Linked DNA regions of Homo sapiens: regions 2, 3 and 4 are each linked to region 1. A link is a loop called in an ENCODE intact Hi-C map of the cell type or tissue named here. Cell type or tissue: dorsolateral prefrontal cortex. All regions are shown on one strand.

What was found. Hi-C counts contacts between places; a loop is a spot of excess contacts. Peaks named below come from ENCODE experiments on the same cell type or tissue, not always from the same donor. Only the 100,000 strongest peaks of a DNase experiment are listed, where the experiment ranks them.
Region 2: a loop joins it to region 1, with 5 times the contacts of the local background. A loop is called at or near these places in 5 of 110 quality-filtered maps.
Region 3: it touches region 1 in a loop (12-fold over the local background); 61 of 110 quality-filtered maps call a loop at or near these places.
Region 4: a loop joins it to region 1, with 13 times the contacts of the local background. A loop is called at or near these places in 35 of 110 quality-filtered maps.

The regions. Positions count from the first base shown.
Region 1 is chr4:112,936,261-112,941,260 of GRCh38, forward strand. It overlaps a transcript of ANK2 not described here. Among named protein-coding and RNA genes, the nearest start is that of ANK2-AS1, 110 kb to the right of the region's middle. In dorsolateral prefrontal cortex, CTCF peaks have their summits at 2,413 (motif pointing left) and 2,627; no DNase peak of the experiment used is centred here; H3K27ac peaks cover 2,443 bases.
Region 2 is chr4:112,815,283-112,820,282 of GRCh38, forward strand. It overlaps a transcript of ANK2 not described here. Among named protein-coding and RNA genes, the nearest start is that of MIR302CHG, 170 kb to the left of the region's middle. RefSeq lists enhancers at 2,519-3,044, 2,665-2,714, 2,845-2,894, 3,045-3,568. In dorsolateral prefrontal cortex, a CTCF peak has its summit at 3,021; DNase peaks (open chromatin) are centred at 2,809 and 3,379; H3K4me3 peaks cover 2,909 bases; H3K27ac peaks cover 3,307 bases.
Region 3 is chr4:112,763,322-112,768,321 of GRCh38, forward strand. It overlaps a transcript of ANK2 not described here. Among named protein-coding and RNA genes, the nearest start is that of MIR302CHG, 120 kb to the left of the region's middle. In dorsolateral prefrontal cortex, CTCF peaks have their summits at 2,472 (motif pointing left) and 3,315 (motif pointing right); a DNase peak (open chromatin) is centred at 3,305.
Region 4 is chr4:112,850,734-112,855,733 of GRCh38, forward strand. It overlaps a transcript of ANK2 not described here. Among named protein-coding and RNA genes, the nearest start is that of ANK2-AS1, 190 kb to the right of the region's middle. In dorsolateral prefrontal cortex, CTCF peaks have their summits at 3,117 (motif pointing right), 3,316 and 4,576; a DNase peak (open chromatin) is centred at 4,512; H3K4me3 peaks cover 1,418 bases; H3K27ac peaks cover 3,515 bases.

The DNA.
Region 1 (5,000 bases):
GGATGTGAGAAGTAGAAACAATGATAACACTAATAATTAATATGTATTGAGCACTTTCTATGTGCTAGATACTTTTCTAATCATTATCCTTTTTTTTTTTTTTGAGATGGAGTCCCACTCTGTCACCCAGGCTGGAGTGTAGTGGCGTGATCTCAGCTCACTGCAGCCTCCGCCTCCGGCGTTCAAGCGATCCTCCTGCCTCAGCCTCCTGAGTAGCTGGGATTACAGGCGCGTGCCACCACACCTGGCTAATTTTTGTATTTTTAGTAGAGATAGGGTTTTACCATGTGGATCAGGCTGGTCTCGAACTCCAGACCTCGTAATCTGCCTGCCTCGGCTTCCCAAAGTGCTGGGATTACAGGCGTGAGCCACCACGCCCGGCCAGCATTATCCATTTTTAAACTCGTTTTAGTCTTGCAAACTTATGAGGTACTATTACTATTCCTATTTCACCAAGATGGAGGTCAATAATCTACACAGATCATGTTCCAAACTACTATACCAATAAAGTTTATTTATAATTTTTTTTTTGTTTGTTTGTTTTTTGAGACAAGGTCTCACTCTGTTGCCCAGGCTGTAGTGCAGTGGCGTGATCATAGCTCATTGCAGCCTCAATCTCCGGGGCTCAAGTGATTCTCCACTTCGGCCTCCCAAGAAGTTGGGACTACAGGCATGCACCATCGTGCCTGGCTAATTTTTTTAGTTTTTATTTTTAGCAGAGACAAGGTCTTACTGTGTTGCTCAGGCTGGTCTTGGACTGAACTCAAGCAATCCTCCCGCCTCTGCCTCCCAAAGTGCTGGAATCATAGACATGAGCCATCACGCCTGGCCTACTTATAGTTTTTAAGCACTTTTAAAATTTTTGTCCAACAAATAGATCTGAATTTGGTTCTGAAAGCTTACAAGTATCCTAGCAGGGGATCGAAGGATGGGTAAATTAGTGATGGGTGACAAAAATCTCACCTTCCATGACTTACCTTTTGGATGGCAGGCTCTATATGGAAGCGGCTATAAAAGTACTCAAGATATGTGAGTATAGAATTTCTTTGTAAAACCACAATTATTGTCTTTTTTTTTTTTTTTTGAGACACAGTCTTGCTTTCTCCACCAGGCTGGAGTACAGTGGTGCGATCTTGGCTCACTGCAACCCTCTGCCTCCTGGGTTCAAGTGATTCTCATGCTTCAGCCTCCTGAGTAGCTGGGATTACAGGCACCTGCCACCACCTCCAGATAATTTTTGTGTTTTTAGTAGAGACTGGGTTTCGCCATGTTGGCCAGGCTGGTCTCCAACTCCTGACCTCAGGTGATCCACCCGCCTCGGCCTCCCAAAGTGCTGATATTACAGGCGTGAGCCACCGCGCCCGGCCTTATTACCTTTTTTGACTTGGACATTTTTCGGTCTGATTAGTTTGGTTTCCTTGCCTGAAGCAGTTACATTCATTATTGTTATGCTCTGAAGAAATTCCTATTCTTTAGGCCTAGCCTACCCTGAAGGTCTATTGGCTATGATGTTTTCAGTGGTACAAGAGACCCTCAAATAGCTCATGTAATGGATATGGCTTATAGAATTGAGGTGGTCCTTAGAAAAGATGGCCTCTGCAACTTATTAGCTGTCTTAGTGGCCTTGGGCAAGTTATTCCATCTTTTTATAACAGTTTCCCCAGCTGTGAATGAAAATAATAATAGAATCTAACTCATAGTGTTGTTATGAGTATGAATGAATATTTTAAAACACTTGGAACAGTTTATTATACATAGTGGGCACAAAGTTAAAAAAATAAGTTGAAAAATACTATTTACTATATTCATAATCCCCCAAACCATGCATTTTCTCTTAACCAAAATGTCATGTTAGAATCATGTGACTACATGTGTCCACAATAGCACTTTCACAGAGTTTAAATCATTTCATCTTTATAAGACCCTCTCAGGTGAGTAAAGATGTATTACTCTATGTTTTTCTAACGAGAAACTGAGGTTCATGGTGATTTGGTGAGTTACCCCTGGTGACTCATCTTAAGTGGATTAAAGGTGAACTAAAGCTAGGACTTGAACACACATCTCTAGATTCCTTCTCCAGACTTCTTTTTTCCATCATTCTGTACTATTTCTTTTCAGGAGTTCTGTTCATTCATGGTGAGGAATCTATCTACCGCTATATGTGTTGGGGTATGATTAAGATCATGCCTGAACTGTCTTATGAGAGAAGGTGGTATGTTCCAGCAATCTACTTTTATCTAATCTTTCTGTATATTTTTTGTTTTCCCCAAAATGATATATTTTAAGCTGTATTTTGGTCATCCCAAAAATCAAGTAATGGCAAAATTAAAGCAAACAAAAAGAATGCATTCCAGTGGAGGCAAGCTAAGTAAATTTTTATTCGGCTCAATCAGACATTGCCACCTAGTGGATTACTTCTAGATAGCAGAGATAAGAAAAGATTTAGAGGAGGCTTGAAGATATAAATGAAGAATGCTGAAATAAATAGAGAATGAAGAAAGGGGAGATTTAAGACATGGGTCTGTTTACCACTTTAGAGTCTCTAGTACCCTTTTAACAGCTCATCACTGAAATGTTACCCTAGGATGTAAACTCCATGAAGGTAAAAATTTTTCTGTTCTGTTGACTACTGTGTCTCCAGAATCTAGAACAGTACCTGCCACATAGCAGGAACTCAGTGAATTAATGTGAAAGTTGATTTCTTATATTTAAAATAAAAAGATTATTTACATTTTTCCTTTCACTGGAAATTTTTTTATAATTCATATATGAAAACAAGTTTGTCAGAGTTGGTTTTCTTTTTTGTGCGTTATAGTTTTGTACCCTAGCTACTATTGTAAAGTTAGTATGCTAATATTGTGTGAAACTTAAAACAAATATTTTATTTTAAAATTGTAATGGTTTATGGAAATATTTTCATGGCTATTTTGTTAAGTTTGCTTGCCTCTTAGAAATGAGAAAGCTAATAGACATATTAGTGAAGTCAAATTTAGAAGAAACTACAAATTTTAAAAAGTATCAGGGAATAGTTCATTCTTTCTTTCTTTATTTTTATTTATTTATTTTGAGACGGAGTTTCACTCTTGTTGCCCAGGCTGGAGTGCAGTGGTGTGATCTCGGCTCGCTGCAGCCTCCGCCTCCCTTGTTCAAGCGATTCTCCTGTCTCAGCCTCCCAAGTAGCTGGGATTACAGGCGTGTGCCACCATGCCTGGCTAATTTTTTTTTTGTATTTTTAGTAGAGACAGGGTTTCGCCATGTTGGCCAGGCTGGTCTCAACCTCCTGACCTCAGGTGATCCTCCTGCCTCAGCCTCCCAAAGTGCTGGGATTACAGGCTTAAGCCACCATGCCCGGCCAGTTCATTCTTTAAAAATACAATTTTATTTTAAAGTTGGACATTCATTAAAATGACTCATAATTCAAGAATTGCAAAAAGGCATACTGTGAAAAATCTCCCTCCTTATATCTGTCTTCCAGCTACCCAATGCCCTTCCTGGAAGCCACCAAGGTTATCTTTCCATGTGTTCTTCCTGAGACTTCTTAGGTGTTTGCCTGTTTATGAGCTATTACTATAAGTAGCAACTATACAAATTATACCTATTATTCTAAAGAACAAAATTTGATGTAAAACTTAGAGTTGTTTCAACGATCATAATATGCTTTCAGTTATTAACAAAAATGTCAGTCTTTTTTGAATGAAAAATACCATTTGGTATCCCTTTGATTATATTTAAATGACAGTTCTTATTTTAGCTTTGTCAGTTGTTTAAGTTAGTTTTATAATAAATTTGTATTTGTATATAAATTATTCACACAGATTCCCAGTATGTTGGTTGACAGTTTTACTAGGTCATAAACTTCCACCATGTCATCTCGCGTTTCCATTGCCTTAGTAATTTGCTGCAATCACTACAGCAAACAAGAAAAACACAATTACAGGCATTTTACTTTCATATCAAATATTTATTTGCCTAGTAGGCCAATTTTGGCTTAATTTCTTAATTTTGCTATTAAGAAAATGGTAAAGGAAAGTCAGATACGTATTAATTTGAGAAGCCGTTCTTAAATACTCTTATAAGCCTAAAACTGTGCTAGGAACTGTAGAAATCACCTAATTAACTTAGAACATTTGTGGGACAAATTCTACCTAGGGACACACAATAAAAGGAGCTAGTGACATTAAAAAATTTGGCTCTATCTGAACACACACAGAGAAGATCTAATTATTTTTAAAAAATTACAGACATGAGATCACTTTCACTGCTGTACTTGGTTATAATGAGAAGTGATGTTATTAGCATTTTTCAGACTCTCTCAAATGCCAGAGGCATTGTGTAGAAAATTAGAGTAGCCATCAGTATCATGCTGTTGAATAACTGCTGTAGGATTTTATTTAGCATACAAACCTCTGAACCATAACTACAATGCTAGCTCAGTATTTACATTTTTAAACAAAAAGACCCAAAGTGAAGGAATCTATTGCAAATCTGTAAACTCTTTTTTGCATGAAAAAATATAATTTTTAGTTGAGGCAGCTTAAAGCTCATTGATTTGTTCCTGAGGCATCTATTTTCTCTTGATGAAAGCACAGCCGAACAGGGATTCTCGTGTCAAAGAGTATGATTTATTTATGTTCTGAATCACAGCCGCTAATGCTCACATTTCTATTAAAAACTTAACATCTATGGGAGAAAGGGACAAATACTTTCAAGTTCCTCATGAGGTTGTTGATAAGATTCTGGCATTTTTAAAGTTGAGAAAACACACTGAAAAATTGTGAGAAGAGTTTGGCTACTTTAGCATAAAAGTTACTAAATGCACCTTTAAGATGTTCATATTCTTCCTTTATACTGTACTCTATTAAAATCATATGGGTAGAAGAATAGTTAATATGAGAAAATGTTCATGTTATTTTGTTGCCTAAAAAAGGATATTAAAAAAGAACATTTAACTATATGAACCTAATTCGGTTAAAAAGATTTATATATCTTTTCATAAAAGA
Region 2 (5,000 bases), 120 kb before region 1:
GATTATAAACCCATCGAATATCATGCACTTTGGTATCATTTTCAGTGACTTGAACATAATAGGTGTTCAATTAAATAAGTGTAAAAGAATTAACTCTGTGATATTGTGATATATAAACAAACACATATATTAATATTCATCCCTAGTTTCTGACGCAGAGCTCATAAAACCTTGGTAATTTCCTAGATAATGAGGAGAGATTAGCATAATTTGCTATTCATAAGGCCCTTTCAACCAAACCTGAGTTTATGCTAATGAGGTGACTCTTGGTGGGGGCAGGGGCCTGCCCTAGATAGCTTCAGGATGGGAACTCTTTGCCAGAGAAACCAACCATGTGATTAGAGGATTTAAACTTTCAGATCCACCACACCTCCATAGAGGGGAGGGGGGCTGAAAATTGAGTCAGTCTCCAATGGCCAAAGATTTAATCAACCATACCTCTGTAATGGGACCTCCATAAAAAGAAACCATTAACAATAGGATTCAGAGAGCTTCCAAGTTGGTGAATGTATCCACATGTTGGGACCACATCAAACACCACGGGGACAGAAGCTCCTGCACTCTGGACACTTGGAGACCTCACCTTACATGCCTTTTCATCTGGCTGTTCATTTGTGTACTTTATAATATTCTTTATAACAAACTGGTAATAATAAGTAAAGTGTTTCCCTGAGTTCTGTGAGCTATTATAACAAATTATCAAACCTAAGGACGGAGTCAGTCGTGGGAACCCCCAATTTGTAGCCAAGCTGGACAAAAGTGTGGGTAACCTGGGTACCCACTACTTGTGATTTTTATTTGAAGTTGGGGGCAGTCTTGTGGAACTGAGCCCTTAACCTGTGGTGTCTGCGTTAACTCTGGGTAGTCAGTGTCAGAATTGAATTAAATTGTAGGGCACTTGGTGTCTGCAGAAAATTGGGAAATTTCTTGATGTGAAAAACCCACATATCTGGTGTCAGAGATGTTCTGTTTCAGTAGAAACAGTAGTAGACTTGAACAGTTTTACTCTTTATATAGCTTATTTCCAATAGAGAACAAATGGAAACAAGTGCTCTTGGAATCTCATATTGAATTCCACAGTCACAAGCATCCTGGTCAACTCAGGGGAAAATATCACACACTTGGTACAAAGCAAATAGATGAGTTAAATATTATATATTAAATGACAAATTTATTATGATATTAGTAATTTATAATTATTAGATTGAATTATTTCCATAAAAATATGCAAATACTATTATATTGATTACAATATCAAATAATGATATTATAGCCTTAATTAACATATAAGAAAATGGCACAATTCACTTTAAATATAAGGGACAAAGACAAAATAATGAAAACCAAGGGTTTGCATATTTTGTGATTATTTTATAGGAAACAGCTAATTATTAAACTAAGGAAAACTAAAATTAAATATTTATTTTTCTACTTAAGAAGTGTCTTGGCCGGGCACAGTGGCTCACGCCTGTAATCCCAGCACTTTGGGAAGCCGAGGCAGGTGGATCACCTGAAGTCAGCAGTTCGAGACCAGCCTGGACAACATGGTGAAACCCTATCTGTACTAAAAATACAAAAATTGGCCAGGTGTGGTGGCACATGCCTGTAATCCCAGCTACTTGGGAGGCTGAGGCAGGAGAATCACTTGAACCCGGGAGGGGGAAGTTGCAGTGAGCCAAGATTGTGCCACTGCACTTCAGCCTGGGGGACAGAGCAAGACGGTGTCCAAAAAAAACAGTGAATTCTCCTCTCTGCTAGGGGAGCATTATATTTTTTGTAATTTTAGAATTACATCATTTCTGGTCACAGCTGTCTAAGCGGGCTATGATTTTGCTTCATAAAGTCTTATTGATTTTGATTATTCTTACCTTAAAGATTACATGTGTTACCATTTATCCTAATGAAATTAAGATAAAACCTGATTTTTTTTACCAGCCTTTAGATTCAGTATTAGACACAGAACATTTTATAAGGATCCTTGATAAGGCTCTTACTTCCTTGTCTTATCACAGAAGTAGAATTAGAAGCTCTGTAACAAATATCCAACCCCTCCACCATTTTGATAATCTGTTTTTGGACTGGGTATATAGTAGGTGATCAATAAATGATTATTGAATGAATGAATGTAAGCCTGAATGGATGGTTCTGACTTCCTGTCTGCTTATCTGCCTATCCGTCCAGGTCTGTACATCTATTTCTGTTGGACTATATGTGAATCCTCTCAAAATAGAATTATTGTGTATTGCACTGAGTCTCATGGTTACCTCACTGAGATTGCCCATGAACTAAACTCAGTGGTGACTAGCTTAAAACACACACACACACCACCTACCAATATTTTATGACTTAAACATATATATATGTATATATGTATATATAGATATATATAAACTCTTATATAAAAGATGATCTACTGAAAGGCGGTGGGGTATGGTGGTGGTAGTGATTTATAGATGAAATCACTCCCACGGCATTGGCATCTTGGCAGTAGCTTATTCCTCAGCTTCTCTGAACTAGGCGTGGAACTCCAGTTACTTCCCATATATCTGATACATTTAGGCTGCAACAAATTCAAGTGCTTTTCTTGCTTATTTTTCCCTTCTTTTAGAACAGAAGAAACCAGAAAAAAAATATTTTGTGAGAAAACAACAGTTCCTTACTCTGTACCACCTGCTTAAATGCAAACCAAAGGCACTCAAATGATGCAACCCAAGAGTGTGGAAGAGGCTGGCGGATGGGCTGTCACGTCTGGCTGATCTGATGTCAGAGCAGATCATGTGGTGCTCTGTGGGCAGCTGGGACTGGCCCGCCGAAAGCACATGGATTACAGTCTGAGGCTGTAATGGGAAAGTCGGTTCCTGGGCTGCTGTCTCATAGACATCAGCTTGCAGGGAAGCTGGGGGCTCTCCGAATTGCCCTGCTCCGGGGCCCCTCCTGCTGCGTGACTCACAGGCACATTGCAGAGAGAAGCTGCCGCTCCCAGTAAGTGCTTAAAGAAGGTCTTTATTCAGAGCATTTTGGAAGCGGGGAGGAAGTGTTTGTGTTGATAGGGGGTGCTGGAAGCCTTTGTAAAACCCCCTCCTTGGGTCTGGGCTGGGCAGCGGCGCTTTCCATGCCATTCTGGAGTTCAAAGGCAGCGCTGATGTGCAAATGTTCCCCAGCCCTGGTTTTGGTTTGTTCTCCATGTGATGTGTTTTTCTGATTTGCATTTTCTCTTTCTGTAATCGTAGGGCAGATTTTTAAGATCTGGTTAAAGTGAATTGATTTATTTGAGATTCCCAGCCCCAGAGTGGACTTGGTGTTCCCTGTATGATAAGCAGGGAGAGGGGCAAGAGGGTGGTGGCTCTTTTGGTCAGAATACTGCTTGTGTTAAGACACTGGCTGTGTCTGTGCCGGAGAAAGTGGTTGCCACCCCTTCTCTGCATTGGGTGAGTAGGTGGTGTGAGAGAAAGCGGGGGTGAACCAGCAGTAAAGAGATTTAATTAGTTTTTGGTAAACAGCAGTGCTATTAGTATGTTGCCTTTTTTTATGGTCAAAATTTATATTAAATAGTGTCAGCTGGCAGAACAGGTGCTGGCAGTAGAAGAATGATGGAGTTCTTTCTCCCTTTCCCAGCTAGTGAATTGTCTTTCCTGCATCGAAAGCCCAATTAAGGAGTAGAGAGAAATGTAACAGATACAGATTTCTGAGCAGTGTTTTTTTGTTTGTTTGTTTGTTCTTTGGCTTGGTTTTTATTTTTTATTCCTAAAAAGCACCACATTCCCACACTCATGCATCAGGAATGATTCTCACCTCGACGATGTCTTAGGTGTGGCCTTTTTGGAGAGCAAAGGAATAAATTCAATAACATCTTTCTCTTCCTCCTGAGCATATAACATTAAGTTTGCTTTAGAGACTGAAAATAAATGTGTGTGGTTGGAAGGAGATATAAAGGGGAATTTAGAAGAACAGATTGTTTATTTGCCCTGGCACTTTTCTGTGAACACTTGATAGAGTTCTAGGTCAAGGTGTATGGTGTCCCCTTGAGGGATAATAGGCAAATAATTAGGCTATGTCTTTAAGCATTGGAAAATCTTTATTTTTTAAAGGAAGAGAACCTAGTCTTTTCTATGAATCTCTGCACAAACCAGAGACTTTGGGGCCAAACACTGATTCCAGAAACACTTAGGCATTGAAGAAACTTTTGGGTGAGAAAGATGATGGTATGAATGCAAAGAAAATATGCTTAGATGAGTTTTGTCCTTTTTTTTTAGCCTTTTGCAGTATATGGTTTAAGTCACAGAACAACAAACAACAGAAGAGAGCATGCCCCACCCAGTGTTGTGAACATGGATGATTCCCCTCCCATTCTATTCCACTGAACTGCATAAACACTAGCACAGAGACAGTTCTAATTCATCTTTTGAACCCTGTATGTTACAGGTACAAGCCATATAAAATGAAGACATAGAGAAATGGAAGATCCTCCCACCCCACCCTACTTTCTCCTCCTTCCATATTGTTGAGTGAAGCTATATTCATCTTGGAAAGGGTCTGCATCACTGCTTGTAATTTTGTTAGCCATTTCTTGTAGACGAGCACGGTGTGAGGAATTCAGAGGTAGTCTTCCTGATCTGGCCCTCCGTCTCTGCCTAGACCACACCCCCTTTTTTGGCCACATGCCTAAAACTCTCTGAAGGGGAGTGTGATAAAACGATGCTCATCCTTGGGCACATGGATTCCTCGGTCACAAAACTGAAGAGGCCTGATTTCTCTGCAGACACACATTTCCTGCTTCTCAGGGTGAAGATACCCATTTATGGGGGTTTTAGAATTCCTTTTCTTTAACACAGTAATGTGAAAAGAAATGGAAGAAAATTATCCATTTTTCCATCTCACTCACACAACTATGTTTAATGTCCTGTATCCTCTTCCTGTCTTTATCATCACATTAGGCTAGCTATGTTTAATGCAGAAGGGCTATCCACACTCCTTCAGATTTCTGCTTTTCAGGGAAGGCA
Region 3 (5,000 bases), 170 kb before region 1:
GGGTTTACGCCATTCTCCTGCCTCAGCCTCCAGAGTAGCTGGGACTACAGGTGCCCGCCACCACGGCCGGATAATTTTTTTGTATTTCTTTTAGTAGATACGGGGTTTCACCGTGTTAGCCAGGATGGTCTCGATCTCCTGACCTCGTGATCTGCCTGCCTCGGCCTCCCAAAGTGCTGGGATTATAAGCGTGAGCCACAGCGCCTGGCCTTTTTTTTTTCTTTTCCCCTAGTCGGAGTCTCGCTCTGTTGCCCAGGCTGGAGTGCAGTGGGGCGATCTCGGCTCACTGCAAGCTCCACCTCCCGGGTTCAGCCATTCTCCTGCCTCAACCTCTGTAGTAGCTGGGACTACAGGCGCCCGCCACGGGGCCCGACTAATTTTTTTGTATTTTTAGTAGAGACGGGGTTTCACTGTGGTCTTGATCTCCTGACCTCGTGATCCGCCCGCCTCGGCCTCCCAAAGTGCTGGGATTACAGGCGTGAGCTACCGTGCCCGACCATATGTAGCATTTTCATTGGCTTATTTGGGGAATGGTACCTCCTGGTTGTCCTATATCTCTCCTTGGATCTCTCACTCACATCTCTCTCACACTTAAAGTTTAACATAATTCCCACATATGTTCTTTCTGGCTTTTTGTTTTGAGAGGGAGTCTGGCTCTGTCGTCCAGGCTGGAGTGCAGTGGTGCCATCTTGGCTCACTGCAACCTCCGCCTCCCTGGTTCAAGCAATTCTCTGCCTCAGCCTCCTTAGTAGCTGGGATTGCAGGGGCCCGCCACCATGCCAGGCTAATTTTTTTGTATTTTTAGTAGAGACGGGGTTTCACCATCTTGGCCAGGCTGGTCTTGAACTCCTGACCTTGTGATCCGCCTGCATCGGCCTCCTAAAGTGTTGAGATTATAGGCATGAGCCACTGCGCCCGGCCCCCTCTGGCTTTCATGATTATTTTTCCTTCCACCATTTTTTCGTCCCATTGATCTCTTTTCTATTCGCTAATCTATCTTTCTGTTCTGATGCTCTCTGTATTTTTTTTTTGAGAAGAAGTTTCGTTCTTGTTGTCCAGGCTGGAACGCAATGGCCCGATCTCGGCTCATTGCAACCTCTGCCTCCTGGGTTCAAATGATTCTCCTGCCTCAGCCTCCCAAGTAGCTGGGATTATAGGTGCCCGCCACCAAGCCTGGCTAATTTTTGTATATTTAGTAGAGATGGGGTTTCACCATGTTGACCAGGCTGGTCTTGAACTTCTGACCTCAGGTGATCTACCCACCTCGGCCTCGGCCTCCCAAAGTGCTGGGATTACAGGTGTGAGCCACCGTACCTGGTCCAATTTCTTTGTATTATTTATTGCCTTTCCTTTGTATTTTGTAACTGGTCTCCTTGAAAAGTTATCTTTTTTTTTTTTTTTTTGAGACGGAGTTTCATTCTTTTTGCCCAGGCTGGAGTGCAATGGTACGATCTCAGCTCACCACAACCTCCACCTCCGGGGTTCAAGCGATTCTCCTGCCTCAGCCTCCCGAGTAGCTGGGATTACAGGCATGTGCCACCACCCTGGCTAATTTTGTATTTTTAGTAGAGACGGAGTTTCTCCATGTTGGTCAGGCTGGTCTTGAACTCCTGACCTCAGGTGATCCACCCACCTTGGCCTCCCAAAGTGCTGGGATTACAGGCGTGAGCCACCGTGCCCGGCAATGCTAGGTATTCTTTTAAGCACTTTATAAATATTAACTCAATCTTCTCAACAATGTATGAAGTAATTGTTATCTCTACTGATGAAATTGAGGTACTGAGATATTAAGCAGCTTGACATAATTGTTCATGCTGAATATACCTCTCAAAAAACATGAACATTTTTCTATGTAACTACATCAAAGAAAAGTGACAATTTCTTAATATCATCTAAGATCTAGTCTGTGTTTAAACATCCGCAATTGTCCCTAGAATGTCTTTACAGCTAAATTGTTCAAATCAGGATATAAGTAAAGTCCACACATTGCTTTTGGTTGTTTGCTTAGGCCTCTTTAATCTGAACAGTTCTCTTCCTCATCCCTTTTTTTATGACCTTTCCTTGACCTTGCCTTGTTGAGAGGGAGAACCAATTGCCTGCAGAACGTCCCCTTTTGAATTTGTAGGATCAAAGCTCTATTTCACTGTTAGCTTGTTTTAGCTCACTTCTGGCTATAGGTGGCCTCAAGCATTCTGTTTGTTTGTCCTTAATCATGTGATATTTTATAAGATTTCTTTCTACTCACTTAGCTCTTCTAAGTTCATTAAAACCCTTGCTTGCCTTTTACCTTATAATACTACATACCACTGTGTTCTGGAACAACTCCCCCCTCCCCCGCTTTTTTTTTTTTTTCCGTTCAGGACTTCTGACATGTCTTTTAGATAGTATATGTCTGAGAGCTCTAAAATTCCTAACTCTGTGTTGTCAGGGTCTGTCTTTCCCCCAACTTCACTGTTCTACATCAGCATAGTACTGCCACCTAGAGGAACTTCTGAAAATTTGTGACATTTTTCGTTTGTCACAGTGACAGTGACTGGGGGCTGTACTGGCATATATTGACCAGAGGCCACACTTGGAATCATCCTCAACAACTAAGAATTATCTTACCTAAAATGCTAATAGTGCCTAGGTTGGGAACACTATGTAGTCGATCCTAGTTAACTTACTCTCAGCATGACTGACACAATGTGATACACCAGCACGTAGTAGATGCTTAATAAATATTTGTTGCAGCTGGGCACAGTGGTTCATGCCTGTAATTCCAGCACTTTGGGAGGCTGAGGTGGGCAGATCCGAGGTCAGGAGTTCGAGACCAGCCTGGCCAATATGGTGAAACCCCATCTCTATTAAAAATACAAAAATTAGCCGGGCGTGGTGGTGCACGCCTGTAGTCCCAGCTACTTGGGAGGCTGAGGCTTGAACCTGGGAGGCGGAGGTTGCAGTGAGCCGAGATCGCACCACTGCACTCCAGCCTGGCCACAGAGCAAGACTCTGTCTCAAAAAAAAAAAAAATTTGTTGCATAAATGAATGCATTTTGAAATTTGACTTTTGTAAAGCAGACTATTTTGCCAGAAAAAAAAATTCACAAAAGTTAACTATTTTGTTAGAAATCCTTTAATTACAAGTGAGAAAAATTCAGCTTATACTGGATTATGTAATTGAAAAGTCCAGGGGTATCTGCCTTCAGAAATTGCTGGATCCTGAGGGTCAAGTGGTATTATCTATACTTAATCTCCTTTAATTTTTTGACTTTCTACTCTGGGTATTGACTTCACTTTCTGAAAGGCTTTCTCCTCAAGGTGGCGCCCAGCAGCTCAAGGCTTATATCCCTCTACCCTCAAGCCCAGCAGAAAAGATAATTCTCTTTACTCAACAGTTTAAACCCATACTTTAATCTTACCGGAGTTATTTGCAACATCTGTGCGTCTCTAAACCAATCATTGTGCCCTGATGAGATGGGGTACATTGGTGGGTCAGGCTGGATTGTGTCTTTTCCCTCACCCAAGACAGGAATTGAGTTAGCCCACCTGATCCAGATGCCTTTATCAGAAGAGGGAATGGATGCTGAGCAGGAAACAAACCACACACATTTCCACTGTACAAACCATCACTCTACAAAATATCACAAAAGTATCCATTCAGTCACTGTCACCTGTGCTAGGCACAGATTTTAAAAGTATAATTATGCAATGTAATTTTAATGTAATTTTACAGTATTGCTCATATATTTTGAATATCTTATGATGTAAAGCATCATCTCTTTCTTACCACAAAACTAGAAACTAAGGGATATTCCAAACAAAACTGAATCCTTTAATTAAATTCCACAGGTATTTCTTAAGGCCTACTTTTGTTATCAAATTCCTAGTAAAATAATTGCAGAGCAATTCAAGATAGTATGTATCAAAATGCTAAATTTAATCTGACTTCTAAAATGAGGGGCAGACAGTATGTTCTGCCAGTCGCGGTGGCTCACGCTTGTAATCCTAGAACTTTGGGAGGCTGAGGTGGGCAAATCACTTGAGGTCAGGAGTTCGAGACCAGCCTGGGCAACATGGTGAAACCCCGTCTCTACTAAAAATACAAACATTAGCCGGGTGTGGTGGCATGTGTCTGTAGTCCCAGCTACTCGGGAGGCTGAAGCAGGAGAATCGCTTGAATGCAGGAGATCAAGGTTGCAGTGAGCTGAGATTGTGTCACTGCACTCCAGCCTGGCACTGGGTGTCAGAGCGAGACCCTGTCTCAATAAATAAATAAATAAATAAATAAATAAATAATAAAACATGGTGCAGACAGTACCCTAGGCCCGCTAGGCTTTGCCTATGGGGAAAGTGAATGGGCAGCAGGAAATAATATTTATAGACAATGTTATCTCTCTGAATATATGTTATGAGTATGTAGCTGCTGTTGTTAAAAATTAAATGTCTATTAATAGTATTTTTGGCCACTGTTATTTAGCAGATACCAAGAGAAACTCATTTTTTAACTTAAAAAGGACTTAATTGCCTCAAAAAGGCTGGGATTTCTGATTCAGGCAATCAAATATTCTTGTTACAGAGATACCTTTTCCCATCTCTCTCATCCTCTCCCAAGTCTGAAATACCTCCCTCTGCCTTTTACTGGAAAAAATCAGAGGAAGAAGAGAGTATGGCTAGAAAGGCAGGTGAAGGAGAAAACAAAGGGAGAAGGAGACAGGGAGAGGGAAAAGAAGAAGAAATATAGGAAGACGAAGTTGATATGCAAGATTTGTTGAGTGGCTGTTGTTTAACAGGAAAGGTCATGTGGGCATGAGGGGGTGTTTCACTTTATATATTGTCCTTTATGTTTACATTGATATTACTCCATAATCAATAGTCAAATACATTTCAGTCCTCATCCCAACTGAACTCAGAAGCATTTGGTACTATTGTTCATGCTTTCTTTCTTGGAATTGTCTTTTTCATTTTTTTGAGATAAGGTCTCACTCTGTCACCCAGGCTGGAGTGCAGTGGCACTATCT
Region 4 (5,000 bases), 86 kb before region 1:
TCTCGATCTCCTGACCTCGTGATCCGCCCGCCTCTGCCTCCCAAAGTGCTGGGAGTATAGGTGCAAGTCACTGCGCCTGACCTTCCTGTGCTAATCTTTTTGCTTGGGATGCACGAGAATGCTTTAGTGACTCTTCTTTGATCATTTATCTCTCCGCCATCTTTTGCCCATTTCTTTACATTCACCCTTAAAAAATTTAGTTTCAACTCTGATGTATATGTTGATACTTCTGAAATCAGCAACACCATGTATGATTTCGTTACTTGAAGGACATTACTAAGGTTTTATGGGACCAATAAATAGCACTCGTCCTCTATACCTGAGGTCGGAACCAGTAGAGGGATACACTAGAAGTAAGACAGATGAAGACCAAAATGCTGTCTTCATTAATAATAGAGCTGAAACCAGAAAACGTGGCTTATAGTTGTGGAAACTGGACTTCCTAATACTGAATCTCAAATTATATAGGCCACTTTGAGACTTAAGGAAGGTGGGGTAGAAGAGAATGCACCCCTTGTTAATAATTGCCATCCAAAGATAACGAGGAGAGGAAATCTCAGTGCTTTCCGTGTCCAGCTTTTGCTCCCAAGTTCCCCAGTCAACCTCACGTGGGGAGGGGTGAGCGAGGAGGTGGAGTGAGACCAAGGTAGTGACACTTCTGGACATCCCTCCACATGGAGGAAACTTTGGGAGTGAGAAGAGCATTTCTCCCATACCTTCTGTGGCTATCTTCCCAAATATCCCACCATCACCTCAAGTCCACTCTCATCACATTCTCCTCAAAGCTACTTTCTTCTCCACTTGCTAGGTTTCGCTAGAACTTTGTGTCAGTTTTGATTCACCTTCCCTCATGTGCCATAGAGTCGAATATTAAAGTACAATTACTTTTCTTTTTCTTTTTTTTTTTTGAGATGGAGTCTTGCTCTGTCACCCAGGCTAGAGTGCAATGGCATGGTCTCAGCTCATTGCAACTTCCACCCCCCAGGTTCAAGTGATTCTCCTGCCTCAGCCTCCCGAGTAGCTGGCACTACAGGTGCATGCCACCACACCTGGCTAATTTTTGTATTTTTAGTAGAGACGAGGTTTCACCGTGTTGGTTAGGGTGATCTCGAACTGCTGACCTCGTGATCCACCTGCCTTGGCCTCCCAAAGTGTTGGGATTACAGGCCTGAGCCACCGCACCTGGCCACAATTACTTTTCTTTAAAATACTTCTTTTACTTGTCCCTTCTTCAACAGTGCTGTCACAAACCTATGATGAAGCCTAAGCACCCTAAATAGGTTTGTCAAATCTGTCAGTGTTTTCCTTTGCTTCTAGTTTGCTTTCTGAAGAAGGTTGTTCATAAATCTGTTGTATCTTAGACTAGATAGAAACTGGAATTTAAGTCTTCCTCTATTGCTCTAATACGTATTATCCTTTTTACAACATTCTCCAACATGTAACAGAACTTTAGAAAAGATGATGGTTTTGGAACACACCATGCTCATTCCTATATGCACCTTTGCCCAGTGGACCTTTTTGCCTGAAAAGCAAACCCTTGACTCTTCATATTCTTCATCTTCTAACTCAATTTCCACCCAGATGGCTCTCTGTGTACTCTAGATCACACCTCTGAGATTGTACTTAAAAGTCAGTATTTAAAATTAGGAACTTGGTTGTTATCAAATTGCTTATGTTTCTTTTAAAAAATCTCTTTCCAACTTATTTTGAAGGAATTCTTATACATTTTATGTCTGTCCACCCTTTCCCAACATTTCTAGTATAGGCTAAACACATAGGAAATAATTAGTAAATTGTATGACTTGATCAATAGAGAATCTTAGGATAGTATGAATTATTTAATATGTTTGAAGTTAAATATCTAGGGGAAGATACGAGTCTTAAAAAACAACAAACATTTCTTCTATGTTTCCTAATTTAGAATTTTCTTAAATGAACAGATGTTTACACATATCCTATTTAAAATTCTTCTGATGCATTCCTTGTTGGATAATAATACCCTTTTCTTCGGTGAATCCCAAGTGAGAGTATTGGAATGGAATACTGACAGGAAAAAAATGTTCTCAAGATAACACATGGCCTCAATCAAGAAAGCATCAGAAGAAATGAAGCAGGAATTTGGAGAAAAGACAGATCGTCGTCTAGGCTCATTGATTTTAAAAGAAAACATTTGGGTGCATGTAATATTTAAAGTCACTTTGTGGACCTTCCTTGTTGGAAATTTGTTGTTATTGTTGTTTTGGAGACAGGGTTTCACTCTGTTGCCCAGGCTGGAGTGCAGTAGCATGATCATGGCTCGCTACAGCCTCAACTGCAAATGTGTGCCACCACATCTGGCTAATTTTTTTTTTTTTGAGACGAAGTCTCGCTCTCTCGCCAGGCTAGAGTGCTGTGGCGTGATCTCGGCTCACTGCAACCTCCAACTCCCTGGTTCAAGGGATTCTCCTGCCTCCGCCTCCCAAGTAGCTGGGATTACAGGCATGCACTACCACACCTGGCTATTTTTTGTATTTTTAGTAGAGATGGGGTTTCACTATGTTGGCCAGGATGGTCTCGATCTCCTGACCTCTTGATCCGCCCACCTCGGCCTCCCAAAGTGCTGGGATTGCAGGCGTGAGCCACCATGCCCGGCCTTTTTTTTTTTAATTTGTAGAGATGAGGTCCTGCTATGATGCCAGGCTTGTCTTGAGCTTTTGGGCTCAAAGCAATCCTCCTGCCTTGGCCTTCCAAAGTTCTGTGATTACAAGTGTGAGTCACCACGCTCAGCCTAAAATGCTCTTGATTTATAATGACTCCTATTTGTCTCTGATATGTATAAAAGGAAGTTTCCTTAAAGAAATTCTTTTAAAAAAAGATCTTGTCTTACCTATATCCACAGAATTGTTTCCTTTAAGTAGATACAGAACAACTTGAGAAAGGTTCATTTCCTAAGCTTTATTGTTCTTAAATTTCAGTTATTAAAAAATTAGCTAAGTATTATAAATTAGCTAACCAGTTGAGTCTTCCATTTTTACAAATATTTTGGACAGTTAAGAATGGGGGAAATCTAGGAGAAATTGGAAATGTTTCTTAATTCACAAGGTTTGAGAATTGTGGAGAGGATGCCGTTTCTAGGAATGGCCACAAGATGGTGTAGAAATAAATGCATTAAACATACATAAGTGTCATTCATTCAATCAATAAACAAACGTTTAATAATCTCCAACTACATGCTAGGAATAATGTTAGGCATAAGAGTTATTGAAATGATTTATTTATAGTTCCTGTCCTCAGGAAGCCTAGATTCTAGTATAGGGAGATGTACCTGTAAGAAAATAAGGACAATAGTGCGTTACAGGGACTATAATAGAACTATAGATGAGGAGGAATGGGGACCCAAGGGAAGAAGTGGGCACTTCTATAGAGAAGGGGTGAGGAGTGTGGATTTGTAAAGAAAGCACAGAGGAAATGATTCCTAAACAGAATCTTATAAACTTGGTAGGTGGTTACTAGGAAGGACATTGTGTAGATTATAGGATTGAAGGTTGTGTGGCTTGGAAATACAGGATGGATCTTTCGGAGGAAAATATGTGAGTGAAAGACCAAAAATTGACGAAACAATCTGGCATGTTTAAGGAACTTTAAGTGGTTTAATTTGATTAAGGTGCATGGTAGAGGAGGACACTGAAGATAATGCAGGCCAGATAATGAAAGCCTGACATGCTGTGGTGATATGATAGCCTTGTTTTAGGGATATCACTTTGATAGTAGTATGGATGGTGGCAGGGAGGCAGGGACATGAGCTGGGAGACTATTGTAGCCTCCAGGTGAGAGATGAGGGCTGGTACTGTGAGAATGAGAGGAGGTTAAATCCACATGACTTAGTGACTAAATGGCTGTCTGAATGAGGAAGAGGTAGTATGCTAAGAAGGCATTAAGGGTTCTAGCTTAAGGGAGTGTGATAGATGATTGACCAACATTGGAACTGCAGGAGGAAGATTGGCTTTAGGAGGAAAACATTATAATGAGTTCATAGTGGATATGTAGTTTCAGGGTTTGGCTGAGGACTGGTAGTCCAGAGGTGGGAGCTGGGGTGAAGAAAGGGAATGGGAGAAACACTGTTCCAGAGAGAGAGCTCAGTGTGGGAGGAATGGAGTAGAATGGGAGGGAGGGTGGTATGATTTAATTTGGGTTATTTAAATCTTTGTATTTTTTTCTTTTGACTGGGTGTTACAGAATTAAGTTGAGGACATATATAGTCAGACCACAAAACAGTTTAGTTTATTATTTCTAAACATTAAGCTCCAATGACACAATGCAATATTAGCATCCTAATATTCTTTCTCTCGATGTAGACCTTGGAAAGAGAAATTGCACTGTTAATAGGAGTATTTTTTGTTGTTTTTGTGACAATTAAATGCTTGGAGCTAGGGCTATGTATTTACAGAAGGACTCACCTCTGGCCTTGTGCAGTTTATGATTCCTGGTGGGTGGCACTGCCTGCTGGGATCACCTCGACAGCAGCACTGCTGGCCCAGAGCTGTGTTCTTCTGTAATCTCTCACTGTCCACCAGTCTGCTCATACTGAAGTGTTGCCAACACTTCTGCTCTATTGTCTTTGTTCGTTGTCCACATCTGCTGAAACAACTTTCAGTTATGCTAAATTGCCTGCCTGGGCAGCCTAATCTATAGCTATTGATTATGGTAGTACACTGACAACAGGTTGCATAGGTTTTTGAGAGGTAAATTTATTTCTCTTCCCTGCACCTCCTCAATTGGCCCTATATTTTTAGAGCACAATTTTGTAGAATACAGTCTTTTTCCCCCTGAATGTATATATCAAGTTATAGCAGAAATACCTGTAATGATAGTAACTAATACGTATCTAGTATTTACTATATGCCAGGTATTGTCCTAAGTTCATTACATGTATTAACAATGCTATGACTTAAGTACTATTCTAGGTGACAAAAGTAGAGGTGCAGGAAGGTTAAGTGACTTATCCAAGGTCTCACATCTGG